Linked DNA regions of Homo sapiens: region 1 is linked to region 2. A link is a loop called in an ENCODE intact Hi-C map of the cell type or tissue named here. Cell type or tissue: endothelial cell of umbilical vein. All regions are shown on one strand. Links, peaks and the distances in the headings refer to the core of each region. The heading gives the core; the rest is flanking DNA. Region 1 has its middle 110 kb from the start of PCLO. Region 2 overlaps PCLO (piccolo presynaptic cytomatrix protein).

Region 1 (15,733 bases), core at 5,215-10,214, 260 kb before region 2:
TCTATAACCAAGAAATCTCACACAGTCAATGTCACTCTTCTACCACCCCATCAGAGCTGGTACTGGTATCTGCTGCTGGGAGAGTTGAGGACAGGGAACATCACTGGATTCCTTGCAGTCACTCCCCAGCATGACTCTGGAGTATGTCAGCCCCACTGAGTGACTAGACCCAGAGGAGCAACAACATTCACAGTATTCTGGGTCTCAGGGACTCCTACTCCTAGGAGAAGGAGGAGTGCACTAAATCAAGGGAACACCCCATGGGACAAAGAGCCTAGACAGCAGGCATTGAGTCCCAGATCTTTCCACTGGTAGGAAGTTTCTTTCAACAGCGGCACAGTTGAAGTCCTGGCCCACGAGGAAAAGTCTACAGGTACAGGCAACAGTCAGGCAGCCCTGGTGCTCATGAAGGATCTTGGAGAAGGGGACTTCTTTTCCTTCTCATCCACCACTGAAAACAGCTGGAGCTTTTCCCATGAGATCTCGGCATGAGTGCACCTATCTATATACAGCCTTTCTGGAACACTTCAGGGTGACTGCTTCCCCACAGGAAAAGCACCTTCCAGGTTCAGGTTTTCATGAGAAGTAGAGTCACAGTTCCTCTTTACTTGGAACATCAACATTCCTGCAGATTAAAAGAGGTGCCCATCTGATCTGAATAGCCAGAACATTGGGTCAGAAGTGTGTCTAGGAGGTAGATCACTTTCCTGTTGGTCTGGCAGGGGAGCTGAGGTGACTCCAGCCCTTCCCTCTAATAAGACCTTAGTGTGTTTCACTGAAAGCTTCCCCAGCCACATCTGACAAGGCTGGAACCTCTACCCACCATTGGGTATTGCATTTAATCACATGCTTTAGCCAAATCCAGTTTTTACCCATGGACACCTCCCCCATTGTCCTGAAGCCTGAACTATTCAATCCAGTAAATAAAATAATGGGGAAAATAAATAAATGCAAACGTGCACACCATGGGGAAATGAGATAAGCTTCAACAGACCTCTGCCATTCCAATCCTGTAAGAGACAGTGAACTTGCTCACACACAGAGTACATTGCTATTACAACCAGCATCTGAGAAAGCAATCATAAAAAGACTCTCTATAACCAATAACTCTGATTTCTTCACCCCTATAGCACCAAGAGCTGATTTAGGCTATGATAAACTATAGACATTAAAGTTATATCCTTAAGGGGGAAAAACAAAATTAAGAAAACCACACAGTCAAATACAAAATAAATTCAAGAATAATTAGAAGAAAGAGTATACCCAAATGAGAAGGAATCAGAACAATGATTCTAGTAATATGACACAATAGGTTTCTCCAATAGCCCCCGAAAGATCACACTAGCCCCCCAGCAATGGATCCAAACCAAGATGAAATCTTTGAAATACCAGATAAAGAATTTAAAAGATTGATTATTAAGCTGCTCAAGGAGATAGCAGAGAAGGTGAAAAAAATAATAAAATTTAAAAAACAACTCAGGTTATGAATGAAAAAAATTATAAATAGATATCTTAAAGAAAATCCAATCAACTTCTGGAAATCAAAGGCACACTTAGAGAATTACAAAACGCAGTGGAAAGTTTCAACAATAGACTATAACAAATAGAAGAAGGAATTTCAGAGCTTGAAGACAAGGCTTTTTAATGGACTGAATCAGGAAAAATAAGAAAAATAAATAAATAAACAAAATAAACTGATTATATAAAAGAGCCAAACCTTAGAATAATTGATGTTCCTGGGGGAGAAGAGAAAGCAAAAAGTTTGAAAAACTTATTTGAGGTAATAATTGAGGAAAACTTCCCTGGCCTTGCTAGAGATTTAGATATTCAAATACAAGAAGTTCAAAGAACTCCTGCGAGAGTCATTGCAAAAAAGCTCATCAACAAGGAGTATAGTTATCAGGCTATCTAAAGCCAACATGAATGAAAGAATTCTAAGAGCAGTGAGACAAAAGCATCAGGTAAGCTATAAAGCAAAACCTATCAGAGTAACAGCAGACTACTCAAAAGAAACCTTACAAGCCAGAAGGGATTAGAGTCCTATCTTTAACCTTCATAAACATAATAGCTGTCAGCCAAGCGTTCTGTATCCAGCAAAACTAAGTTTCGTAAATGTAGGAGAAATAAAGTCATTTTCAGATAAGCAAATGCTGAGAGAATTTGGTACTACTAGACCAACCTTACAAGATACGCTAAACAGTGTTCTGAATCTTGAAACAGGTACTCAATATGCAGCAAAATAGCATGAAACTCACAGGGCCTATAAAACAATAACATAACAAAAAATCAAAGTGTCTAGATAACAACTAACATGATGAATGGAATAGTACCTTACATCTTAATATTAATGTTTAATGTAAATGTAGATAGATTGGAAGATACAGATTGGTAGAATGGATTAAAAAAATCACAAACCAAATATCTGCTGTCTTTAAGGGATGTACCTAACATGTAAGGATTTAGGTAAATTCAAGGTAAAGAGGTGGAAAAAGATCTTCCACCCAAAAGGAAACCGAAAGTGAGCAGGAGTAGCTATTCTTATGTCAGATAAGACAGACTGTAAAGTAACAACAGTAAAAAAAAAAAAAAAAAAAGACAAAGAAGGTCATTATATAATGATGATTAATCAAACAAGAAGATATGACAATCCTAAATTTATATGCACCTAACACTGCAGCTCCCACTACACTAACAGCACTAGACAGATCATCAAGACATAAAGTCAACAAAGAAACAATGGACTTAAACTACATTCTAGAACAAATGGACCTATCAGATATTTATGGTCCATTCTACCGAATAACTGTAGAATATACATTCTTCTCACCAGCACATGGAAAATTCTCCATGATAGATCATGTGATGGGCCACAAAACAAATTCTGATAAATTAAAAAAAAATCAAAGTCACATCAAGTATCTTCTTGGATCACAGTGAAATAAAACTAGAAATCAACTCCAAAAGGAACTCTCAAAACTATACAAATACATCAAAATTAAACAATATGTTTCTGAATGATTTTTAGATAACAATGAAATCAAGATAGAAATTTAAAAATTATTTGAAATAACTGATAACAGTGACACAAGTTTTCAAAGCCTCTGGGATACAGCAAAAGCAATGCTAAGAGGAAGGTTTATGTTACTCAATGATTACCTACATCAAAAAGTCTGAAAGATCACAAATTGACAACCTAATGTCACACTTCAAGGAACTAGAGAAACAAGAACAAACTAAACCCAAAGCTAGCAGAATAAAATAAATAACAATGATCAGAGCAGAACTAAATGAAATTGAAACAAACAAAAAAACAAAGGACAATGAAACAAAAAGCTGCTTCTTTGGAAAGATAAACAAAATTGATAAAACATTAGCTAGATTAACCAAGAAAATAAGAGAGAAGTTTCAAATAAGTTTAATTAGAAAGGAAACTGGAGGTATTACAACCAAAACCACAGGAATACAAAGATCAAGACTATTATGAACATCTCTATGTACACAAACTGGAAAACCTAAAGAAAAAGGATAAATTCCTGGAAGCATGCAACCCTCCTAGATTAAATCAAGAAGAAATAGATATTTGAACAGACAAATAACATGCAGCTAGATTGAATCGGTAATAAAAAAAATGCCAACAATATAAGCCTAGGGCCAGATGGATTCACAGCTGAATTTTATCAGACATTCAAAGAATTGGTACCAATCCTACTGAAACTATTCCAGAAGATTGAGAGAGAAGGAATCCTTAAATAATTCTATGAAGCAAGTACCACCCTGATACCCAAACCAGGAAAGGACATAACAAAAAAAGAAAGCTACAGACCAATATCCCTGATGAACATAGATGCAAAAATCCTCAGCAAAATGCTAACTAACCAAATCTAACAGCACATCAAAAAGATAATATACCATGATCAAGTGGGTTTCATCCCAGGGAGGCAGGGATGGTTTAACATATGCAAGTCAATGCATGTGATACATCATATAAACAGAAATAAAAACAAAAAAAGATTATTTCTTCAGATGCAGAAAAAGCATTTGATAAAATTAAGCATCACTTTATTATCAAAAACCCTCATCAAACTAGGCATAGAAGGAACTTATCTTAAGTTAATAAAAGCCATATATGGCAAACCCACAGTTGACATTATATTGAATGGGGAAAAATCAAAAGCATTCCCCTGAGAACTGAAACAAGATGAGGATGCCCACTTTCACTATTTTGTTTCAATACAGTACTGGAAATCCTAGCCAGAGAAATCAGGCAAGAGAAATAAATAAAGGGCATTCAAATTGAAAAAAGTCAAACTATCACTGTTTAACAATATGATCGTATACCTAAAAATCCCTAAAGACTCCTCCAAAGGACTCCTAGATTTGATAAATGACTGCAGTAAAGTCTCAGGTTAAGAAATCGATGTATATATCAGTATATATCAGTAGCACTACTAGGCGCCAACAACGACCAAGCTGCAAATCAAACCAATTCCTCAATCCCTTTTATAACAGCTACAAAAGAAATAAAATACCTAGGAATATATTTAACCAAGGAGTGAATGATCTCTACATGGAAAACTAAAAAACACTGCTGAAAGAAATAATAGATGACAAAAACAAATGTGAACACATCCTATGCTCATGGATTGGAAGAATCAATATTGTGAAAGTGATCATATTGCCCAAAGTGCTCTACACATTCAATGCAATTCCCATCAAAATACCAATATCATTTTTCACAGAATTAGAAACAAAAGTCCAAAATTCATATGGAAGCAAAAAAGAGCCTGAATAGCCAAAGCAATTCTAAGCAAAAATTCTGGAGACATCACATTACTGGACTTCAAATTATACTACAAGGCTAGGGTTACCAAAACAGCAGGGTACTAGTATAAAGTAGGCACATAGACCAATGGAACAAAATAGAGAACCCAGAAATAAACCCAAATGCTTACAACCAACTGGTCTTTAACAAAGCATACAAAAACATAAATTGGGAAAAGGATATCCTATTTAATAAATAGGGTATTTATTAAATATTAAATTAAATATTAAATATTAAATTATTAAATGTTAAATAGGGTATTAAATATTTAATAAATAATACATAAATAAATTGGGTATTTATTTATTAAATGCTAGCTAGCCACATGTAGAACTAGCTAGCCACATGTAGAAGAATGAAACTGGATCCTCATCTCTCACCTTATATAAAAATCAACCCAAGATGAATTAAAGAATTAAATGTAAGACCTGGAACCATGAAAATATAACGTTGGAAAACCTCTTCTGGACATTGGCCTAGGCAAAGAATTTATGACTGAAATCCCAAAAGCAAATACAACAAGAGCATAAATAAATGGGACCTAATTAAACTAAAGAGCTTTCTCTCATGATTGTTTCTTCTCATGAAGAATGGGAGAAAATATTTGAAAAGTATGCATCTGACAAAGGACTAGTATCCAGAATCTAGAAGGAACTCAAACAAATCAGCAAGAAAAATACATTTAATCCCATCAAAAACTGGGCAAAGAACATGAATAGACACTTCTCAAAAGAAGATATACAAGTGGCCAATAAACATATAAAAAATACTCAACATCAGTAATCATCAAGGAAGTGCAAATTAAAACCGCAATGAGATACGACTTATTCCTGTAAGAATGGCCATTGGCCAAAAAACAATAGATGTTGTCAGGGATGTGGTGAAAGCAGAACCCTTACACACTGCTGTTGGGAATGTAAATTAGTACAACCTCTATGGAAAAGAGTACAAAGATTCTTTAAAGAACTAAAAGTACATCTACCATTCAATCCAGTAATTCCACTACCCAGAGGGATTGTACGGCCAAAAAATAAAGAGGAGTAGTGGAATTACTGGATTGAATGGTAGATGTACTTTTCCTACCCAAAGGAAAAAAGGTCATTGCATAAAAAAGTCACATACATGTGTACATTTATTGCAGCACAATTCACAGTTGCAAAGATATGGAACCAGCCTGAGTGCCCATTGACCAATGAGTAGATAAAGAAAATGTGGTATATATACACCATGAAATACTATTCAGCCATAAAAAGAATGAAATAATGCCTTTTGCAGCAACTTGGATGTAACTGAGGCCATTATTCTTGGTGAAGTAACTCAAGAATGGAAAACCAAATATCATATGTACTCACTTATAAGCGGGAGCTAAGCTATGAGTATGCAAATGCATACAGAGTGACATAATGGACTTCGGAGACTCAGAAGGGACAGGGTGGGAAGGAGTTATGGAAGAAGAAACTACATATTGGGTAAAACGTACACTACTCGGGTGACAGGTGCATTAAAATCTCAGAATTCACCACTATATATTTCATTCATGTAACCAAAACCACTCGTACCCCAAAAGCTATTGAAATTTAAAAAATTATAACATTTAAGTGTGCATTTGAATGTCAGCAGTTGAATTTATTTAATCAGGGGTTTATTCTACTTCACCAGAAAAGGGAAACAATGGAGAAATGCTGTGATTGTTCCTTGCTTCTATGGTCAACATTTTGCATAATCTGAAGTCTCTCTTCCTTCTTGAGCATACTCACTAAAAGATTTATTAAGTTAGAAGTGCTAACCTATTTTTATTCAATTTTCTGTGTGAGGTCCAAACAAGCTGGATCCTTAAATCAGCATTTGAGAACTTTATGACTAAAAGAGCAACATCTACAAATAACACTATTTCACATAATGCATACCATTCAATAATATTTAGCAGAAAATATTTTTCCACTATTTTATAAAGAAAATATTTCCCTTCTATAGAATTCAAAAGTTTCTATGTTTTTTGGAGATGTTTTCCAGACAAAGGTGCTAAGCAGAGCAAGGGCCATGATAATAAATCAGGACTTTGTGTTCCCAGTCATATACACAGAAAATTCCTCTATTCCATAAAGCAATGTGTTATGTCTAGTTGAGAATAACTGTGTGCTGACTATAAATTGTACATTGAAAATGAAGAGAGTAACTTGGGGAGAGGATCTCGCTCTGTCACTCGGTGGCACTATCGCAGCTCACTGCAGCCTTGCCCTTCAGGGCTCAATCTGCCAGCCTCTGCCTCACAAATTCCTGGGACTACAGGTGTGAACCACCACACCTGGCCACAAGACTAAATACTTATCTTGCTTGTGGAGCAGGGCTCTTGGGAAAAGGTCATCACTTGCGATGTCACCAGCATAAAGTGATTATGATTCAGTATCTACAAACTTTAGCCTGGAGATATTAAATATTTAAGTGCATCATTAACCTCTAGCTTACTTTTTCATTAATATAATTTTTTTTAGTAAAAGTGGGATATAACTTTTTAGAGAACATTTTTAGCATTGAATAATTCAAATGTTATTGTTTTCAATTTTTTACTTCAAGTTCTGATGGAAAAATAACATGAAATGCCAAGATACCATATCCGCTCCTCACTGCTCACTGATTTTATAAAAACCTCTAAATTTGGTGTTGAATTATGCAGATCAGACACTAATGTGCACATGCTCTTCACTAAAAGCAGTTACTTCATTTGTCACAAGATGGTGCTGCACACAGTTCTAAATGGGCTACTCTTAGTAAAGAAACTTCACAGCATTCAAGAGAAAGGAGCACAGTCCTTGAACACTTCATATTTTGCTTCCAGGGTATGGGAAAGTATATTGAATGATAAGACAGAAGGAAATATAGCTTTCCAAACTCAGAGTTTGTGTTGCAAGGAATAGAAGAATTAAAATTCATTCTTTAGAATAATTTTAGTGTAGAACAGTTAAGAGAAAGAAGAGATATTCTCTAATAGATTCTGCCCAAAAGTCTTCTATTCATTTCACTTTGGGGTAGAATAGAAATAGTATGACCAAAAATGAAAGGGAAGGATGAAAAATTAGAGTATTAAAATGGTGATATTGAGCCCTGTATACCCACTTTTAAAAATGTGTAAGGGACATTAAAACTGTGAAAAGGAGAATCTCTTACTCCCATTTTATTTCTCACTGGACATAAGTACAGTCAAATTTGTCAACAGAATGGGCAACATTACATTGTATATATGCAGGCATAAGCAATGTGAGGGCAGAAACATCCATCTCTGGTTTTTAACACCTTCAAAGTGATTTTTTTTTTTTCAGAATGAATATCACTTTTCTGCTTAAACTCAGTAGCTTTCCATTGCACTCAGAATTAAGTCCAGGTTCCTGGAGTTTTACTTAAAGTACCAGAATATGAACTGTTGTTACAGATTTGCTATGACATAACGTACTGATGACACATGGAAAAATCAATCATATCAGTAAGCACACTGTTTGATTCAGCTGACCTTTTTCTTTCTTATCAAGACTTTCTCAATGAAGTCATGCCTTGATTAACTATGAACACTGCAGCACTGTCTTAGTGTGCCCCATGCTTACATCTACCTCTGCCACTTGGCTTTTTCTGACCCAGAGCTTCAGATGCTCAAACCGCTGTGACCTTTCAGCACCTAAAATGAATGAACCAAGTTACTTTTCATCATCAGGGGTATGCACGTACTGCTTCCTCTTTCTGAAATGCTTGTCCCTTCCTCTCTGTGATTTCTTTTCATCCTTCATCTCACACTTCAGATCTCAGAGAGGTGTACCCAGACCACCCAATCTAAAGTGGGTTATTCTATTTCATAGCACCGTATTCTTTTCCTTTTATTTATGTTATTGTAAATTGTAACTGTATACATAAATGATTCACAGGTTTCATGTTTCAAATAGATTTGAGAAAAGTGTATGATGGGCCCCTCAAGTAAGCCACACTGTTTATTAGCCTATGATAGATTCTGGGAAGTCCTAATCTAAAGAAACCTAATGAATTATACGGAATTCAGAGCTTCCAACATTTTTTTTAGTATTAACATTCTAGGAAGCCATATGGAATATTCTTTAGAAAACATTGCTCACATCCATCCACACTCTGCATTTTATAGAAGAGGAAACAGGTTCACGTTAGTGATTGCCCATGCTATAAATTTAGTTAGCAACAGTTAAGGGCTGTCTTTGATGGACACAATAATATTGACAGTAGATCTATTTCCATAGACACTGATTCCATTCATCTTTACTTTTTATTACATTTGCCTTACTATATTTGTGCTGTTTTTACCAATCTTTATTCTAGTAGCTCTTTTTAAAATAATCATGGAGTAGATTTTATCAGACTATACAAAATATTTATTTGGATACCTGCTTCTTATTTTTCTGACTACTCCTACCCCTAAAAGCTGTTATTCATTATTCTATTGCAGTTTGGCAGGTCTCTCTTGTAGCATGGATCAAGTAGAGTAACAAAAATTTATTTCAAAGCTGTTTCCCTTTTTTAATTTGAACTCTGAAAGGGAAGGGAGTTTGTTATTTATTTTTTATTCCTCACATTTATTCAGGGCCCCACAATAAATAAATGCTAGAGGATATAAATACAAAGCATGTTTCTCTAGAGGGACTCAAAGTCTGGAGAGGAGACTGCCATAAATACAAGCAATTATAATTTGTCAGACTTAGATGCTATGACAGAGATAGGTTAGCAGTGATGAAGGTTCTTGGACTGTTTTTCAAAGGTAGCAATATGGGAGTTTGATGAGACAAACAAACTATTTCACCATGTGAAGGGGAGGGCTAAAGGCAGAGGTAGCACCATAAGACAGTCATGTCGCGTTTCTCCCCTAAATGTTCCATCCTGGCTAAATGCTTTTAACCTTTAGGACTAACTGTCACACTCAAAGAGAAGACTTTCTGGGACTCTCACAAACCAAACCAGTGCCCCAGTTGTAATTTCCAATCACAACTTTTATGTCATATAATTCGAATCTAATATCGTCCATAATATTATGCAATTTTTATCAATATTTTCTACTATTTTCCATGAGTGGCAGACATGGTATTTTGTTCATTGGTGTATCCTTAGTATCTAGCAAAATGTATTGTACATAGTATGTTCTTGATAATTATTCATTGAACATGTGAAAAAGCTGAAAAATAGATGAGTTGCCTACTGTGGGTTATGGAGTGACAGAAGATGAAAAAATGTAGAGAAGAAGGTAGATTGTGAAGGCCAAGCTGAAGAGTCAAGATTTTATTTTATCACTGATGGTGTTTTGGGAGAAGAGTAAATCAACCAAGGTCATGTACAAAAGCATCCTAGGTAAGACCTTGTATCTAAGTTTTTTGACTCACTGATGAACTATTCCACAGTAAAATCACTGAACCTGACAGAATATACTATATAAATAGACTTTATTTATGTGTGTATATGTATTCTCATGATATAAGTCAACTATATGGAGTTGTTTTATTAACAATATAGTTATAAAATATAGTTACTGACAATATAGTCATTAATAAATTACTTTCTTAATCTCAGAGGTTTTTAAGATAGCATATATTAGCATATATATATATATAAACACACATATATTTAAGATAGTCTACCCCAGAGAAGTCTAGAAATCTAGGTCTCATTAATTCTTATCTCTTCTGGACTTACCTAAATTATTAGGTTAGTGGTTGATTACTTTCAAGTGTTTAAAAACAGTCTTAGTGTGTAGTAACTAAAAAAAATGTAATGCCTTACAGCTCTGTTGTCTGACATGGTAGCCTCTACCTATACGTTCCCATTTAAATTTAAATTAGTTAAAATTAAATAAACTTAAATATTTAGTTCCTTACATCCACCAAATTTAACATGCTCATAGCCACATTTTCAAGTGTTTCTTTGGTCATGGCAGAAAATTCTATTGAACAGTATCATAGTTTAGAGGGTTAACTAAAACAAAACAAAACAGAAACATCATTATGGTATCTTTCATTTTCTCAGTACTATATGTTTTTCAAAATCCCTTTTCCTGTGACATTTTACCTGACTCTGAGAATGAGCTGTTGAGGTGGAGTATGCAGGAAATACCATCATTACCATTGCTAAGATTAGAGAATTGAGAGAGAGAGACTAGCTCTACTGACCTATCAACTTCACATTGGTAGCAACACCAAGGCTTAAACGGAATAATTTTGACTAAACTACAGACAACTCTCCTGGGTGAGAGATACAAAGAAATACTTCTTGGTTATGGAGACTGAAAAAAACCCATTCTAAGAAAAAGCTAAAAGAAATGAAGAAAATATGGGATGAATATTCCTCCATCATAAAATCATCCTTTCTGTGATTCTATGTGATGATTTCTTAGCAGCACACTTTAGAACTGCATGACAAGATAAGATAGTAAGAGAAATATATGCATTTTAATCAAATCGAAGGAAATGTGGGTAGGAAAGCAATCTTCAGCAAATAATGTAAAGAGCTGAAAACCCCCCAGTCATCCCATGCAAGGTTGTTTATCTGACTGGCTGTAATGAGTGGCTAATTTACAGTGAGAGAGCCGCAGCAGCTTCCTAGCAACATCCTTAAGTCTAGCATTTCACAATCACTCAGGCATCCAAGCAGCCCTGCCATTTCATAGTTCTCTATCTTCCTTTTGTTTATATATGCAAGCAAATGAGGGGAAATAAAATGGGAAGAATATCATAGCAGCTCTATTTACAAAGATACACTCCATAAAATAGATTAACAGAAAAAAATGTTTAACAAATAAAACATTGTAAAACCTTCAGCTGAAGATCCAAAGCTATAAATCACATAAAATTCATGACCCATAGTACAATGTGTTACTCATAAAATTTCAATTTGTGTAAGTGAATGTTGTTCCTGGTTACACATAAAGACACAAAGCTGTAATACGGTTTCCATAGGAGACAGTTTTCACAACATCTCTCCTCACTTTACATGTGGCCTGAAGAAATTTTGATTGAGGACTTCGGGATATACATTTGGGGAGGCTAAGAACAGCATCTGAGCCATGAGATTAAAAAGAATATTCCACGTGCTGCATATTAGGCTTAATATTATAGGGAAAAGTTAAATAAAGCAAGGTAAGATTTCTAGGCTCTTTACAAATGAGTATAAATATTTGTTGAATGAATAAACATATCTGAAGGATGTCTTCTAACTTTTAGGTTATCTCTTGACTGTTCATTATGTCATTCATCACAATAGAAAAGTTGCTTAGTAAAATAAAATGTAGTGGATTTTATGCTGATGTTAATCAGCTTCTCTTCTCTCCCTTCTTTTCTTTCCTCCCTCCCTCCTCTTCTCCTGCCCCACTTTCTCCAAACCTTATTACCGAGATGGCTCTATTTGTACTCTTGGCATGATTAAGAATTGGTTGTTTATTTTAACCCAGAAAATTTGTACTTTAACATGTATTAAGATAGAAAAATATAAGAATTAAGAAATACTTTTCTGGAAGGAACATCGAAGGGTTGAAGACTTTGAATTGTCAATAAACTCAATTTCATAATCTGTTTGCAGATGTTCTGGTAATAAGAGGACAATTATTTTGGTGTATATATATAATTATATATGTATATAGTATATATATGATTATATATGTATATAATATATATAACTAATATTTTCTCTAACTAGCCTTTCTTATATATACGTGATTACTAGCCACCCCTAAGTAGGTTGACCCTATAAATTGCCGTCCAAACAAGGAAATATTTAAAAGTGAAAGGGAAACTATTAATAATTAATTAAACAGACAGAGAAGTATATCCAAGAACAGTACCAAATAAACTGTGACATGTGTTTGTCCTACTCCTTATCTTAAAAGGTTATTATCACCAAAATATAATGCTTTCTGTATACCCTTGTTGACCAATGTAAAATGTAACTCCTTAGTAATAAATATTGTAGAGTACAGCTGACAAGACTCTTTATCTCTTGGTGAAATGCACAGTGATGATTTTTATTTGTAAGTATCTGAAGGCTCAGCTAGTTAGAAAGCAACTTTTCTTCCATAATGCTCAAGAACCTATGTCAATGTTTTCAGTTTGAAGTTCTGAGGCTCTTTTCCTCAGTGGCTCTGATCTGTCCAGAATTCATTTCTCTTTTTGGTACAACATCACAAGTCTGGAGGACTTTGAAAATGATTGCAGGTGCTTGATTCAAATATTCAATATTCTCTCTGTTCAGAAGTATATAAGCTGTGTTATTACATGGCCATTTTGATGATTCATATTTTAGAAGCTCACTGAATACAACACAGAAATATAGCATAAAATTTACCACATTGTAATTTTCTTTTTGAGTTGAATTAATGCTATCTCTGAACTGGTTAATGATCATAGGCTAGGTTTAAAAACTGCATACTTTCTTTTATTTTTAACTTCTTCTAAAAAAATGGAATACATGTGCAGGATGGACATGTTTTTTCCATAGCATACGTGTGCCACGGTGGTTTGCTGCACCTATGGACCCGTCCTCTAAGTTCCCTCCCCTCACCCCCTGACCCCCAACAGGCCCTGGTGTATGTTGTTCTCCTCTCTGTGCCCATGTGTTCTCAATGTTCAACTTCCACTCATGAGTGGGAACATGCAGTGTTTGGTTGTCTGTTTCTGTGTTTGTTTGCTGAGGATGATGGCTTCCAACTTCACCCATGTCCCTGCAAAGGACATGATCTCATTCCTTTTTATGAGTGAGAACATGTGGTGTTTGGTTTTTTGTTCACATGTTAAAAAAAAAAAAAAAACTGAATACTTTCAAACAATGTTTTGAAGCTGAGAAGTTTCCATTAAAGTTAATAGAAAAGTAACATAATCTGATAGGGCATAAATTAAAGAAAGCTTATAGAGGTATCTTCATTGTGATACAGATGTATAAGGAAAATAAGATAAAGAATTGAAGGCATAGGGACACCAGCATTGAAAGAAAACTAGGAAGTTTTATGTAGGCATACAGATAAAGATAAAGATACAAATAATGATATCAATTCAGAAATGTAATATATAATCAGGCCGGACGCAGTGGCTCGTGCCTATATCCCAGCACTTTGGGAGGACTAGGTGGGCAGATCACCTGAGGTCAGGGGTTTGAGACCAGCCTGGCAAACATGGTGAAAGCCTGTCTCTACTAAAAATTCAAAAACTAGCCAGTTTGGTGGTGTGCACTTCTAATCTCAGCTACATAGGAGGCTGAGGCAGGAGAATCGCTTGAACCAGGGAGGTGGAGGTTGCAGTGAGCCAAGATCATGCCTCTGCACTCCATCCTGGGTGACAGAGCCAGACTCCATCTCAAAAAAAAAAAAAAAGAAAAAGAAATATGATATATGATCAGAATTTTGTTTACTTGTTTACTTGTCCATTTTCAAAAGAATTATACAGAGAAGTTCAAGAGAATTTCTAAATAAGTAATTTATGCAATAGACCAGGGATAACTTCCAGCTCTTCTGTCTCTCCTAACTTCCCCTTCCCCTTCTTTTTCATTTGTATTCATGAGGGTACATCCAAACTGAAAGAAATAGAAAACACAAAGCAAACTGATGGAATATTAAGGAGTATATTTTGGTCATATTCCTAAATATTTCAGAGAAAGTATGATACGCAGGCATGGTTTGAACAGGGCTCTGGAGCCAACTCACTGTGATCCCCATGGGGTGCACACCTTCATGCTCAGGTGGCACCCTTCATGGTGGCAACATGGCTGTTGCAGTTCTAAGTTTGCTGTCTGTACTCCACACTGTTGAGAAGGGAATAAACAGTCATGTTATGGTATTGCTAGCCAAAGTCTCAAATTCTATGAGGATTGTTCAGTCTTGGGTAAAAGGAACAAATATTTTTGGTAAAGAAATACTCTGCTTCCAGAGTCAAGAGTTAATTCGGTCTTACTCAAACTGCATGGCTGCCACACCATTTGTTAAGTGTAGTGTACATGACAAATTAGTGTTAATAAAATTTCCCCAAGATAAATCTGGATACTAATAAAGAAGGGCAAGAGAAAGACCCAAAAACCATGCAATGAATGCATATTTATTTCCACTGAATGCTGCTCTTTTATTATAACTATTTCACCCATGATCTTCCATATTCTTGTGTATTTTTCCCATTAAGAGAAGTTAAAATCATAACATTTTTATGTTGGGGTGATCAGACCCAACACCAGGTCATGGGGGTGATGAAGTCCGGCGGAGTCAAAGGATTGAGAAAAAGACAGTTTGAGAAGTAAAGCTGGGACCGAGGGGCCATCGCGATCGTGGAGGCTGCGAAGGCCCCAAGCTCTGGGACCCCACGCTATTTATTGGTAATCCAACAGAGAAACAGGTGGTGAGAATGTGGAGGTCAAAAGGGCAGGCTTGTGATCTACAGCTGTGATGGTTTAGCACTTATTAGGAACATGTTCTGCTACTTGAGATAATGGAGAGCAGGTTCTTTTAACTCAAGATACAATCGATCCTGGGAGAGCAAGAAGCAAGGAGCCAGCAAGTCTAGACACATTCCAGAGCCAAGAACCCTGGATTTTATCCAAGCCACAAGGGATTTTATGCCCTGGGCTTACATTATGGTTTGTCAGGGTAGACTTCCACCCTTTAGCACAGAGCTTGGTGTTCCAAAGGCCACAAGGGGTTTTAGACCCTGGACCCCGGACATGTTCCAAGACTCTTTTACATTATATCAGACATGCAATCCCTGCCTCAGCTTCTCCCAGCACTCAGCCTTTCCCAACATTTTTACTTCAACAATTCATAAAATGTTTTTCAAAAGATAATTTCCATGGTAGAACACGACCTCCCACCACCATCAGTTTTGTTTTCTTTATGTCATAGATATTAGAGATCTCTCTCTATCCAGCCCCTAATATTCAATTCAT
Region 2 (15,733 bases), core at 4,023-9,022:
TCAGAAGTTACATTTCCATATATTGTCTCTTTCAGAAGAAAGTTTGAAAGTCTTTTTCTCTGGATTGATTAGAACCCAACTGAAGTTTCAGGGCTACCCTACTGTGAAATCTTCCTGGTCAGGGATGTGCCTTATTTAGATTGGCATCTCTGTCATCAAGCGTTCAGCTCCAGCTCTGGGAAGCATCCAGTGTTTATTTACCCAAAAGTAAATAGGTGCACCTTGTTGTAGACACTATGCAAGGCACTTCTATACACACTTTTAATTTTATCTTGACAACAACCCTGAAGAAAACGGCATTATCACTACTTTGAATGAAGAAACTCAGATATATAGAGGTTAAAAGACTGAATATACGAGAAGGCATATATAATTCATAAGGTATCATGTAATAATGCAGTGCAGTGTACCAAGGAGAATTTCCTGTTAAATTCTGAAATACTTTACATATATTTTGCCAAACTGAAATGTAAAACTTATATTATTAATGGTGTATTGTTATCAGTTTATATCAGACCCCTTCAGAAATGTACTTTTTTTTATCATTACAGAATATCTCACATGTGATTTTTATTTTTATTATAAGTGCCATATTCACTTTTATTTATATACCTAGCTGGAAAATATATGTATATATGTATATGATCTTAGGAATTAGAAAGCTGAGCAGCAAGGTGTATATTGAGAGCAAGGAGGCGTGCAGTGTGGGATGAGTATTGAACTCATATAGCAAATTTGAAACTCATCACCTTCTTTCCAGTGTGGCAGCATAGGGAAGTTGTGACTTTCCTTCTCTGCATTGGTTGAACTCCATCAGTATCTCGTAAGTTATATAACTCATTTTGGTTGTGCTTTCAAAACTAATCTAAAACTAAAACACCTGGTCTGTTTTATTATCTCAGATTAGAGTTTAATCTAGAGGTTTTGATCTGGTAGCCTACAGGCCAGAATCAGTAAACAGGGATGTTTTCTTGAGCTGTGCTGTACTAGTCACCAAGGTGTTCTGTTTTGTTTATAAAGAGGTTAATTGATTATGAATATTTGAACCCCAAGGGGTTTCATATAAAAATCTGGGCTTCTGGCTTTTTTTTTTTTTTTTTTTTTTTTCCTTGAGACAGAGTTTCACTTTTGTTGCCCAGGCTGGAGTGCAATTGTGCGATCTCGGCTCACCGCAACCTCTGCCTCCTGGGTTCAAGTGATTCTCCTGCCTCAGCCTCCTGAGTAGCTGGGATTACAGGTGCCCGCCACCACTCCTGGCTAATTTTGTATTTTTAGTAGAGATGGGGTTTTTCCATGTTGGTCAGGCTGGTCTCAAACTCCTGACCTCAGGTGATCCGCCCACCTCGGCCTCCCAAAGTGCTGGGATTATAGGCATGAGTCACTGCACCTGGCTGGCTTTTCCTTAAAAACAATTATCAGTCAACTCTAGGCTCCTATTTCCTCCAAGTAACAATTGATAGGAACTCAGTAGTAACTTCCCCCAGATGAAAGATGCGTATTCTGCAGTTTACAATAGTTCACACCACTTCCTATTATATCTCTGAAAATACTCATAAAATTTATTATTATGCTGATGTAGTGGTTTTTCCTGTATCTGATTTGCTTTACTCATTTGTCAGTTCTTTGAGTTTGTGAACAGTGGTTTGTTAAGTGTGAGTTTTTAAAAATAGTGTATATGATACAATAAATACATATAATTTCATCTGTCAATTTAAATAAATAAATAAATTTGTAAAAAGTAATAAAAATAAAAACATTTTAGCATTTCAAAAAAAAAGATATTATATACTCATCTCTGATTCTCAGTGCCTAGCAGAGTCTGTCATTCAGAAGATGCTGAATGTCTGTTGAATGAATAACTGAATGAATTCCTAAGGTAGATTTCAATATTACATCTGTTAGAAGCTAATTTGGGGATCTTTAAAGTGCATATCAACCAGTGTTGCTTTTTGGGCTGTGTGTGTGTATGTGTCTGTGTTTGTGTGTGTGTACCAGATGTAAAGCAAGATGAAATTTAGTCACAATTGTATCTTTGGAAGTCAAGTTTAAGAGAAGTGAGTCAGTGGTTTGAAGCCAAATTTGGATGATATTTTTAAAATTCTCTTAGGATTTGTTTTTTTTTTTCAGCTTAAAATTATAGTATTAGACATTTACATTTCATTGTGATGTATTTGTCTTGATCCTATTTATTTGTAAGTTCCTCAGAATAAAATCACATAATGAGATTTGTAGAGAATAAAAATATTCTCCAATTCTGTTGTTTTTGTCTTAGCAGAATGTGCATGGTCCTCACTATGGCATTTATCTAACAGTGTTCAACAAATATGCAACAAGTATCAGATTAATCAAACAATGACAAAAAACTTAAAAAGTAATCACATAAAATGTTTAAAACAAGTATACAATAATTATAGTTTTTTTGAAAAAAATATAAAATTTAGCTAGTTCACACTGGGTCTAAAATATATATTTTGTTAATTTTTATAAGTTAAAGATATTTCTTTTTAGATTGGATAAATTTCACATGGTAGTTTTGAGAAGACAAGGTAAATAAAAGTTTTTCATTATCTCCTGAAAAAGCAAGAAAAGTAGACCATCACGGTACAGTTTAATAAGAGCAGCATTAGAATTACCACTAAGATATTAACAAAGATTAAAGGCCAAAAGTTGACTTTGTAAAGGGATAGTTTCATACAAGATCATGTGTGTGCTGAGATTCTCATATAGTTCGGCAGTGGAAATTATGCCAGAGGTAAGAGCATATAGGATTAAAGTTGGAAAGAAAGAATTTATGTTTGGGTATGACAGGTATTCATATGGGTCGAAAGCAAGAGAGTATGGTGATAGATGAGACTAGACCAGATGTCAAGCAAATAAATTATTGAAGGATTTATTGGAAAAAAGATTTAGAGATTTATTCTTTACATGGAGGAGGGACATTTATGTATTATAGGCGGAGAGTGACATGATTATATTAGTGCTTTGGAAATATCACTAAGGTGATATGTGAAGTGTGGATGATTTATGCTTCAGATAGGGATAAACTGGAGGGAGGGAGAAAAGTTAGGAGATAATTTCAGTAGTTTGAGAGGCAAGGCAAGATGGTAATAGGAATATGAAATATATATTATATTAAAATATAATTATTTTATAATTACTTACATATATACAATTATTTGTATATGATATAAAATAAAATATAAATCAATATTTAGGAGGCTGGATTATCATGTTTGGTGGCCAAAATAATATTGGTCTTAAGTGAAGGATAATTTCAGTTTTTCCTGAATTGGATGTCAACTAGATGGATTGGATATCGGTGCTATTCAATACATTTGATTTTGGAGATACACAGGAATAGATTGGAAGGGTTTTGTTGAGAATGAGGAGTAGATTAAGAGTGAATTTAGCTTGGGGTACGATGAGTTGAGATACCTAAAAAATATTCAACTGGGGACATCATAAGAAGTTGTAAATGTGAATTTCGAGCCAAAGCTATTTGTTGACATTGAGAAGGATGTGCTGCTTGAAGTAGTTCTAGAATGGAGTGCTAGGAAACACTGATATTTAAGGTCATGAAGAAAATAATGCTTATAAGAAACAGACATTGTGTGACAGTTACCCCTTTAATCCTCATGACAATTCTATGTGATAGGTACAGATATCATCCACAATGTAATGTGGAGTTTGTTGAGGCACCAAGAGGCCAGGTAACTTGCTCAGTAGTGAGAAGTGGTATCCAGAAATGTCAAAGAAAAATAGAGAGTGGTGCTCACCACTTGTCATGTTACAAATTAATGTATTCTCAAAAATAATGTCTTAATTGACTATTTAGAGAATCTTTAGTAAATAGTTATTATATTCTAACCTTAAGACTTTGTTATTCTAGTATTTAGAGAATGCTTTTAAACATCATGCATAGGCAATCTGTAGATAATGGGTATGGAACCCAATAACATTTGTCTTTTTCTAGAATAAAGAAACTCTTATATAAATTTTTCTAATCTAATTTAAATCTTTACCTAAGAAATAAGTATTTATTTTAAATTTATATTATTTCCATTCCAGGCAATAGCTTATATCAAGAAGTCATTCAATTTGATACGAGCTTTGTATTCTCTGTATATTATCAAATGTATTTTAACTAATCTCTTAGTACAGAAATTATAAAAGGATTTCATTATGTACTTTCAGGCCACAGAATAAAAATTTCTCTTTGAAAAGCAAGCTATTATCTCCTTCTCATTATACTTCAACCATTTATTTAAAGTTGGTGGAATTCATAATTAAATAGAAATTGGAAATCTTTGGCACAGATGGGCTAAATAACTTGCTCACAAATCACAAAGAAAACACACTGACTTCAGGCTGTCATCCTTCTCTAGTGTTAATTTCACAGTATCAAAATGATTTGTCCAAATAATTATTTTCTATCTTTATGTTAAACATTATGCCAATGAGTTCATTTGGTACTAGTGAAATTATTTATCTCTAAAAATGTTCAGATATTACATAATATTCTGAGTCTGTGGTTAATCCATTGCTTGCTAGTCAGGGAGCTAAGCATGGAGACAAGAAAGAACCAGTAGACATGCTATATTTAGACATTTAAAAATATATTTTCTAGTACCCACTAAAAAGGCTATCTTAAAATAAGTTAAAATGAATTAAGGTTTAGGTAATTTTTCTGTATGGGATATTTATGGGTATAGAATTGCTGGAGAGATTAACTTTTTTTTGGCCTTTATATAAATGTCTCAGGAAACTGATTTTTTTTATATTTGCTTAATATATCTTTTTTCCATCGCTTTAGCTTTAGATTTCTATGGCACTTTGAGTGTGTTTCTTATCTAAACATATATATTTATAATGTATCATTATACATACATAATGATATATATCATATATTCATTTTAACCAGTCATTTTTGTCTATGTATACCAATATGATAATTGATATGTTTAGGTATATTTGTTGAAATATTCCTGACCTTGTTAATACTAGCTGTACTATCTGAGTCAACCTATTATACATTTTTAGTCTTTCCTACCTAACCCTGCAAAGCATTCTTTCTCCCTCTCTTGGCTACGTATTCTTAGCCTTTTCAGGAATCCACGATAGGAAACATTAGATGTTGGTATTGAATTGGTGGAAAGACCGTGAACTTTGCAGTCCAGTCAACCTGAATTGGCCTCAGTTTCTCATTTTACTAACAGTAATCTTGAAACTTGATGAACTTACTTGTAAAATAGGGATAATGTCCACCTTATAGGATTAGGTTTATATTAAATTACAAAATACATAAATGTGTCATGTACAGGAAGCATTAAAAAAGATTAGATTCCTACTCCCACAAGTTATAGCTTATTAAAACTTTCAGACTTTCTTGTTGGTTTTATATTAACCGGTTTTTAACAAATGGGGTAATTCTATATTTTAATGACTATTTTGACCTTAAAAGAAGATATTTAGGCTCTTAAATGTAAAACATTAAAAATAGTTAATTCCTTTGAGGACAAATTGCTAATATACAATCTTTATTTTTCACAGCAGGGAAGAGAGTGGAATCCTATAATAAACATAGTTTGGTCATGTGTTTTACATATTTCTTATGCCTTTTGTATGTATGTGTGTGTATTTATTACACAAATAACAGGTATTACTTGGAATATAGGGTAGGCTTTGCAAAGAAATAAAAGTATAAAATGACATACTAACCAATCTTTAAGTAATAATTACAGTTTTTATTATATATCATTCTGTATTTTTCCTCACACATGTAGATGTCCAAATAAAGCAGGTAACAATAGCAGCAGCTAACATTTACTGAGCATGTCCATGTCTCAGACACTGTTAAGTACACTACATAGATTTTATCACATAATCCTAATAACAACTCTCTGAAGTAGATAACATGCCCTCATTCTGTAGATGTCTAGACTAAGGTTTAGAGAGGTTCTACTCAGTGAACTAACTTGCCATTATTTCATAACCATAAGTGATGGAAAATAACCAAACCCAGGCAGTCTGACTCTACAAACCCACACTCTTACATTCTACCCTAAATGTCCTCCCCCAATAAATATTTTATGATACATATATTTTCTTACCTATTTTTCCACTAGTTAATAAGAAATGGATATCTTATCATCGTAATTTTTAAAAATTGCTACATAATATTTCTCTATATAGAAATAAGTTGCCAAAGTGATTCCCTATTATTGGAAATTTAAGTTGTTATCGTTTTTCCATAGCTATAAAATATATAGTACTTTCCATTTTTCCATTATTTGTCTAGTTATGATTTTAATATGCCCTTTATATTAACAAAACAGCTGATAAATATTTTACCACTTTACACAACAATGTATTCACCTGTTTCCCTAACTCATTGCCAACAGTGTTTTACCTTATTTTATAATTTTTCAAGTGTTCTCTCAAGACATCATTTTGCATTTCTTTGATTACCTGTGAAGTTGTGTTTCTATACTTTTTTCCCTTGGGAATTGTTTGCTCATATGCCTTGACTGTTTTTCTGTTGGAGAATTTTTAAGTTTCTAAGGAGAAGACAAATTACTAATTTAAGTCCATATCACTATTCCAATAACTTTTTTATTGAGGCCCTACTAATTTACAGGCAATGGTCAAGGACCTTGGGATACATCTATAAACAAAGCAAACAAAAATTCTCTGTCCTTGTGACGTTTATATTCTAGTGGTAGTAGGTAGACAATAAGTAAATTAACGTAATAAATACATAAAATATAGCATGCTATAATGTGGCAAATGGTAAGGAAAAGGTAAAAAGCATACCAGTATAAGGGAGACTGTGTAGGCTAAGGAACCAGGGAGAATTTCAATTTTAAATATGTGGTCATCACTGAAGAGTAAATATTTGAGCAAAGACTTAAAATGATTTTGTGTAATAAAAACAAGGAAGGGGTAGGTAACAAGTAATGCGTTTAATAAATATTATAGAGACTTTTTTGTAACTTGTAGGAATTTCCATCTATAAAGTATGATCCATGCAATTTCCCCATTATGAAATTCAAGTATACAACACTATTCTTAGGGGCACTTAATTGAAATGAAAAGAAGGAGTATACTCAGCATGTTGAATAAAAATAATACTGTCTTTGTTTAAATTTTTTTTTACTGTATTTCCAAGGTTCAATGAAGGAATAATTATTGTTTTGCTGTGCAGCATCTCTTATGAAACAGCAGTATGAGAAAGGAACTGTAAATGTTTTAAATTGTTGTTCCTATACTACTTTGCCATCTACCATGTCTGTAATTCTCAAATCCATAAAAATAAATTATTGTTCAAAATATTTGTAAATAAACCATAAAACTATCTATTAACTTTACCATGTGCTGTGAAACATATTCAAGTATTTTTTTCTGTTTGTTTATAGTTTTTAAACATGTAATTCTAAATGCCACATTCTGTGGATTAAAGTTTTACATTTCTATTATGTTATTAACTCACGAATATCTTTTAAACTTAGAAGTCCAATCTAAAGTTGATCTCATTTAAAATGGTATAGAGTAAATTATTTTTAAAGCTGTGGCTCTTTTCTATCAAAAGTTGCTGGTGCTGTTATTGTCTTAAACCCTTTGGAAGGGGGGACCTTGTTAATTGTATTAACTGAAAGCCATAAAATGCATTGCGTACAGTTAAAATCAAGTGTCATGTTTGCCAAGGCAAATAGAGCTTTAAAAGTGTACCTATTCATAAGGAAACAAACAAAAATTCATACTTTTGACTTTGCTCCTATATTTTACTGTAATGGCTGTAATTAGAACATTGCTCCAAATTACAAATGAAGGCATTTGCTGTATATTTTTTCCTTAATTTCAAAGTTGATTCCATATTATTTTATTTAAATAGATAATTTGGCTAGGTAATTTGAAAGTTGTATTCCTTTACTAAAACATGCAAAATATTTAACTCAGCTTCCCCTAACCCAGCTTTTTAAGGCATAATTAACAAATAAAAAGTATGTATATTTAAGGTGTACAACCTGATGTTTTCATATACCTACCTGTACACTGTGAAATGACTGCTGCAGCCAAGCAGATAAACATATTCATCACTTCATATAGTTACTTTTCTTCCTTGCTTGCTTGTTTGTACTTTTTTGTCCCCCTGGTGGTGAGGGTACTTAAGATTTACTCTCTTAGAAAACTCAAGTATACAATACATTGCAATTAACTATACTCACCATGCTGTACTTTAGATCTCCAAAACTTATTCATTCTGCATAACTAAAACGTTTTACCCTTTGACCAACCTCTCCCCATCTTTTTCAACTTCCAGCCCCTGGCAGCCACTACTCTGCTCTCTGTTTCTGTGAGTTCGACTTCTTTAGATTCCACATATAATTGAGAGTATGCAGTATTTTTCATCCTGTTTCTGTCTTATTACACTTAGCATAATGTCTTTTAGGTTTATCCATGTTGTCACAAATGACACGATTCTCTTCATTTTTAAGGCTGAATGATATTCCATTGTATATAATGGGAGTACAGATATTTCTTTGACATATTAATTTTATTTCTTTTTAATATATACCCAAAAGCTGCATTGCTGGATCATATGGTAGTTCTTTTCTAAATTTTTTGAGAAACACTTATACTGTTTTCTCTGTCTGTACTAATTTACATTCCCTCCTACAATGTATCTTCCTACCCTTTCCAACACTTATTATATGACTTTTTGATAATAATCACTCTTAACAGGTGTAAGGTGATATATCATTGTGTTTTTGATTCGCGTTTTCCTGATGATTAGTGATGTTGAGCACCTTTCCATATACCTAATATTTACTTGTATGACTTATAATAAAAAAAACTATCCATGTCCTTTGCCCATTTTAAAATTAGGTTATGTGTTTTGTGCTATTGAGTTGTATTAGAGTTCCTTATTTTTTTTGGATATTAGCACTTTATCAGATATATGTTTTTCAAATATTTTCTCTCATTCTGTAGGTTTTCTTTTTATTTTATTGTTTCCTTTGCTATGGAAAATACATCTTAGTTTGATGTAGTCAACTTGTTTACTTTGCTTTTGTTTTTTAGTGTTATGTTTTTTAGTGTTATATCTAAAAAATCATTGCCAAAACCAATGTCAAGGAACTTTTATCTGTTTTCTTGCAGGATTTTTATGGTTTTTATGGTTTCACACTTTATGTTTAAGTCTTTAATCCATCTTGAGTTGCTTTTTTGTATATGGTGTAAGACACATGTGTAAGCGTCCAATTTCATTATTTTTCATGTGGATATCCAGTTTCCCCAACACCACCTGTTGAAGAGATTATTCTTTTCTGTTGTATATTCTTGGAGTCTTTGTTGAAGATTAGTTGACTGTAAATGCTTGGGCTTATTTTTCTGCTCTGTTCTATTTCATTGTTCTATGTGTCTGTTTCTGTGCCAGTACCAGACTGTTTTGACTATCACAGCTTTGCAATATAATTTGAAATCAAGAAGTATGATACCTATACCTTTGTTGATTCTCAAGATTGCCTTGGCTGTTTGGGATCTTTTGTGGTTCCGTACAAATGTTAGGATTTTTGTTCCATTTCTGTGGAAAATGTCACTGGAATTTTGATAGACGTTTCATTTTGCTTTTCATCATTGAGAATGTGGTTAGGTGCGAGCTTCTCATGTATGACTTCGTAGAAATTATGAGCATACAAATAAGAGGAAAGAAGATTGAATCAGCAATAAACAATTTCCCAACAAAGAAAAGCCCAATACCAGATAACTTCATGGGTGAAGTCTACCAAACTTTTTTTTTTTTAGTTAATACAAATCCTTCTCAAACTCTTCCAAAAAAGTTAAAAAGGAGGGAACACTTCCAAACTCATTTTGTAAGGCAAGAATTACCCCGATATGAAAGCCAGACAAGGATGTTACAAGAAAAGAAAACTCAGGCCAATATTCCTGGTGAACATAGATGCAAAAATCCTCAACAAAATGTTAGCATCCCAAATTCAACAGCATATTAAAAGGATCAAGCAGCATACTTAAGGGGGATTTATCCTTAGGATGCAAAGATGGTGCAACATATGCAAATCAATAAGTGTGAAACACCACATTAATAGAGGAAGGATAAAATCCTATCATCTCAACGGATGTAGAAAAAGCATTTAATAAAATTCAACATTCTTTCATGGTAAAACCTCTTAACTCTGCTTTTAACCATTGACATAGTCATCCATATTTCCATATTTTTATGTGTTTCCATCCCATCTAAGCCATTTAGCAATGATTCTACTATAAACACACACAAATACACACAGAAGCACACCTACCCCCAACATAAAAATGATCAAAGCTAACATTAAATATTTGTTGAGTATGCATTTATAAGAAATCTTGACTATAAACACAGGGAATATTTTATTCTTAGTCTTTTCTCAAAATTCTAGTTTATTTTATAAAAACTTTATTTGTTAAAATATTAGTATATAATATTACATATAAACGTATGCATAAAATAATATATATTTGAGATTTCTTATCGTATATTTTAAAATTTTATAATGAAATTATTTGTATTTTGTGATGGGTAATCTATGTATATGTTAATGGGAGATAAAATATAAAATATAGGTAAGAAAAAAATTGAAAACCACCTGTAGAAATCCAATTGTAGTTTAACACTTAAAATGTGAAGATATGATCTTTCAGATATATTTCCATTAAGGTATATGGCAAGGAAAAATAAATCTAAAATGACAAATTTAAAATATCAAATGAAAAAACATTTGCAGTACATAAGACAAAATATTTTTATAATATAAATAGGGAAAATATATTATGTTAATATTGTTATTTTTAATCTCTTGCTTACCATTAGACCTCAGAACACTGAACAGTACCTGGCACATACATATTATTTGCATAGTAAATATTTACGAGTAAATGAATGAATGAATGGCTGCTTCTTAATCAGTTATTTTCGCTTTTTGTGGAGTCTTTCCATATCAATAAAGGCAAATTTGTATCACCATTTAAATGACACTACAGTATAACATTATCTTGTCGAACTATAATTTGTTTAATCTATTTTCTATTGTTGCATTTTAATGCTTTAACAATTCTGAGTATTTTAAAAGATGTTGGAGTGGTTAATAATAAAGAATTTTGTAAATTCTTTAGAATTCTCATTTAAAAATTGAAATTATTTGTATTAAAGCCAAATTAAAATAAATTGAAGTATGATTTTAGAGTATGTAAAAATTGCATTGTCAACTACAGAATATACATTGTGTGGGGAATAAAAGAATAAATGTGAAAGACAAACAATAACACACTATAAGGAATGATCAGTAAAATTTAGATGCAAAAGAAACTTCAAGAAATGGAAGATAAAATTATTACATTGAAAACATTAATGGGTTAAAGACATAAATAGTTATAGCCTAAGAGATAATTAATGAATAGGAAGCCGTATGATAAACAGTATTTAACAGAGAGAGAAGGATGGAAAATATAAATGAGAAGTTAGGAATATAGATAATAGAATGAGAAAAAGATCTAGTATATGTCCAATTAGAGATCCAGAAAGGAGTACTAGAAAGAAAGGAGAAAGGCAGCATTTGAAGATAAAATAGCTGAAAACTAGGAGGAGAAGTGGAGTCACAGAACCTGGAGGAACTAAGTATCCCAAGAAAGAGAATTAAAAAGAAATCTATAGCTAGACTCATCATAGTGATACCAAAGAAGCCTGATAGGACCTGGGCATAGAGTCCCTGTGGTAGAATATTATAGTAACATGCTCCCATGAGTCACACCTCTCAGAATCCCAAACCTTTATGTAGTCACTTAGTCCTGTGACATACTTTTGTGAATTGAACATCAACAAACAGCGCAAGCAGAGGCTGAGTAAGTGTGTGCATCGGAGCCTGTCCCTTTGGAATTATTCCCTGAAACTGCCATGAGATGCCAGAATGAAAGTGCAGTGAAAAGATGGATCCAGCTATAAATCAGCACCATGAGGCAGACATGCACATGAGGCCATTTTGTTCTGCCCAGCCCAGTCCACTCACCAGCTGAGTATAGCTTCATGAGAAACCCCAGCTAACCTACAGGGTCATGGGAAATACAAATGGTTTTGTTCTCAGCCGCTAAGTTTGAAAGTCAGGAATAAGTATCTGATTAAGTCACCAAGGTTTTCTTTCTTACTTCCTTTGTGTGTGTGTGTGTGTGTGTGTGTTTGTATGTGTGTTAGAGTGAACAAAGCTCTTCAGCACAGCCTTGATTTTTTTTTCATTAGACATACCTGCTAATGTATTCAGTTATGTAACATGGAATGTGAATTAGTCATGAAGATTTTTCTGTTTATGCAAGAAATTATTTTTTCACTCTAACATACATTCAGTATCCTTCAGATAATTGGCATTACTTCTTATCCATCGCAGGAATATGTAGGGTTTTGGCTGTTTCTCTTTCTGTACCCGTACGTCTTGAATCTTTTTACCTGCCATTCCACTGACATACCATAGGACCGTGGTTTCCAGACTTTTAAAATTCACAAAACATTAAAATTGAGAGGAAATAATGTGTCTGCAGTAAGTTTGTCAAATTTTTATTTTATTTGATGTTATAGAACAAACAAGTATCAAAACCCTACTAAATACATTATTATTTTGAAAAGATACAGATATTTTTAGCAGCAAAAATGTTGGAAGAACAAAATCTCAAAAGAAAGTAGTACACTTTAATTTAAAAATGTTTGGCTTCATGAAAAACTCACTAATTTCTTTCTCATTATGCTAGATACTGGTAAAAAAAATGAATTGACAGTAACCTATATATTGAATACATTATTACTATTATTGTTTTGAACAAATTTATCAGTTAAATTAATTAAGAATAAAAACACTTTTTATTTTACTTCACTTATTCCTTTTTGATACTCTTACTTACTTTATGTAGATCCAAGTTAATACCTATTAGTTTCCTTTTGTCTAAAGCTGAGGTCGTCAACCCCTGGGTAACAGACTGGCCTGTTAGGAACTTGGCCACACAGCAGGACATGAGCAGCAGACCAGTGAGCAAGTGGCATTAGACTCTCAAAGGAGTGTGAACCCTACTGTGAACTGTGCATGCCAGGGATCCAGGTTGCACACTGCTTATGAAAATCTAATGCCTGATGATCTAAGGTGGAACAGTTTCATCCTGAAACCATCCCCCACATCCCGCACATCCATGGAAAAAATTGTCTTGCATGAAACTGGTCCCTGGTGCCAAAAAGTTAGGGGACATCTGGTCTAAAGGACTTCTTTTAACATTTCTTACAAGGCAGGTCTACTGGCAACAAATTTCCTCAATTTTTACTTGATAAGTTCTTTATTTCTCCTTTACTTTGTAGAGATAGTTTCAGAGTATAGAATTCTATACTCTGGTTTATTTTCTCTCTCTCTCTCTCTCTCTCTCTCTCTCTCTCTCTCAACACTTTGAATATTTTACTCTACTCTTTTCCTGCTTCCATGGTTTCTGAGGAAATGTGAGATGTAATTATTATCTTCATTCCTCTGTAAGTAAGGTGTTTCCCTGACACACCACACTGGCTTTTTTCAGGATATTTTTCTGTATCTTTGATCCTCTGTGGTTTGAATATGATATACCTAGTTAATGATTTTGTTGGTGTGGTTTTTTTTTTGTTTGTTTTTTGTTTTTTGGCATTTATTCTGCTTGGTGTTCTCAGAGTTTCCTGGATCTGTGGTTCAGTGTCTGACATTAATTTGGAGGAATTCTCAGCCATTATTGTTTTAAACATTTCTTCTGTTTCTTTCTCTCTTCTTTTCTTTGTATTTCCATTATATATATTATATATAATATTATATATTATATTTTATATAATATTATATATTATATTTTATATTTAATATTATATATTATATTTTATATATAATATTATATATTATATTTTATATATAATATTATATATTATATTTTATATATAATATTATATATTATATTTTATATTTAATATTATATATTATATTTTATATTTAATATTATATATTATTTTATATATAATATATTTTATATTTTATATATAATATTATATTTTATATTTTAATATAATATTATATTTTATATTTTATATATAATATTATATTTTATATTTTAATATAATATTATATTTTATATTTTAATATAATATTATATTTTATATTTTAATATAATATTATATTTTATATTTTAATATAATATTATATATATTATATTTTATAATAATGGATATATATTATATATTTTATATAATGGAATAATATATAATAAAATATATAATATATTATATAATGGAATAGTATATATTATATAATGGAATAATATGTAATATATAATGGAAAAAGTATATATATTAAATATATATGGATATATTTATTACATATCCATATATATTTAATATATAATATTATATATCCATATATATTTAATATGTAATATTTATTATATATCCATATATATTTTATATAATATATATATCCATATATCTTTAATAGGTATCCCACAATTCTGGAATATTCTATTCTGTTGTTTTTTTTTTTCAGTCTTCATTCTCTGCTTTTTGGTTTTGGAGTTTCTATTGATATATTCTTGATATTTAATCTCAGAGATTCTTTAATTTGCCCACTATCCCATATACTAATAAGCCTATCAAAGGCATCTTTCATTTCTGTTACAGTGTTTTTTTTATCCCTAACATTAATTTTTTATTTTTTCTTAATATTTTCATTTATCTGCTCAAACCGTCCATCTGTTCTTACATGTTATATACTTCATCTATTAGAACAATTATCATATTAATTATACTTGTTTTAAATCTCCAGTCTGATCATTGCAACATTCTGCCATGCCTGGTTCTTGTGCTTGCTCTGTCTTTTCAAACTGTTGTTTTTGTTTTTGTTTTTGTTTTGTCTTTGAGTATTCCTTGTAATTTTTACTTGATAGCTGGATATGATGTATTGGGTAAAAGAAAGTGCTGTAAATAGGCCTTTAGTAATGTGGTGGTAAGGTGTGGGGCAGAGAAAGCATTCTCTAATCCTCTGATTAGGTCAAAGTCTTTAGTGAACATGTGCCTCTGGACTGTAAATTTCATGTTTCTCAGTCCACATTCTCTCCTTTATATGGGACAGGATATCTAGAGAGGCCTGGAGTTAGGTATTTTCTTTTCCCATGTGGAAGTCTAGAGCTGGCTGGAGTTGGCTATTTCCTTTCCCCCTAGTCAGTTAGACTGTAGTGAAACCCCAGCAGTTCAAGCACTGGATTAATAGTTGTTGTTGTTGTTGTTGTTGTTGTTGTTGTTGTTGTTGTTGTTTTTAAAGGACAGACCTTGTTGAGAGAAACAGAGTACACTGGCATATTTCAGCCTGGCACCTTTTCCTTTCCCCCTGCCTGAAGCATGAGAGGGTTTTTCCCCAAATATTTACTGTGAAAACCTAGTAGGTTTCTTGCTGATAAAACAAATAAAAGCATAACTCCCATTAGTGACTTGTTCTTCCTGGATTCAAACTCTCAGGCTTGTCCACACCAAGACTCCAGCAATTTGTCAATTAAAGTTCAGGTTTTCCAGCCCCAGTACTGGTTTCCGTAGAAGGTTTTGCTTCTGAGTTTCTGCACTGGTAAGTTGTGCTTCTCTGTATCTACCTGTCTCTCCAATTTTGAGAGTATTTGTGTGACCTGTGACTTCACTTCTCTTACAGATCTAAGAAGA

Evidence for each region. A loop is a pair of places that touch in the nucleus more often than their neighbours do. Peaks named below come from ENCODE experiments on the same cell type or tissue, not always from the same donor. Only the 100,000 strongest peaks of a DNase experiment are listed, where the experiment ranks them.
Region 1: a loop joins it to region 2, with 4 times the contacts of the local background. A loop is called at or near these places in 4 of 110 quality-filtered maps.

The regions. Positions count from the first base shown.
Region 1 is chr7:83,263,235-83,278,967 of GRCh38, reverse strand. No RefSeq gene overlaps it. Among named protein-coding and RNA genes, the nearest start is that of PCLO, 110 kb to the right of the region's middle. In endothelial cell of umbilical vein, for the core only: no CTCF peak of the experiment used is centred there; a DNase peak (open chromatin) is centred at 7,567.
Region 2 is chr7:82,997,996-83,013,728 of GRCh38, reverse strand. The region is part of intron 3 of PCLO (piccolo presynaptic cytomatrix protein); the gene reads left to right. Among named protein-coding and RNA genes, the nearest start is that of PCLO, 160 kb to the left of the region's middle. In endothelial cell of umbilical vein, for the core only: no CTCF peak of the experiment used is centred there; no DNase peak of the experiment used is centred there.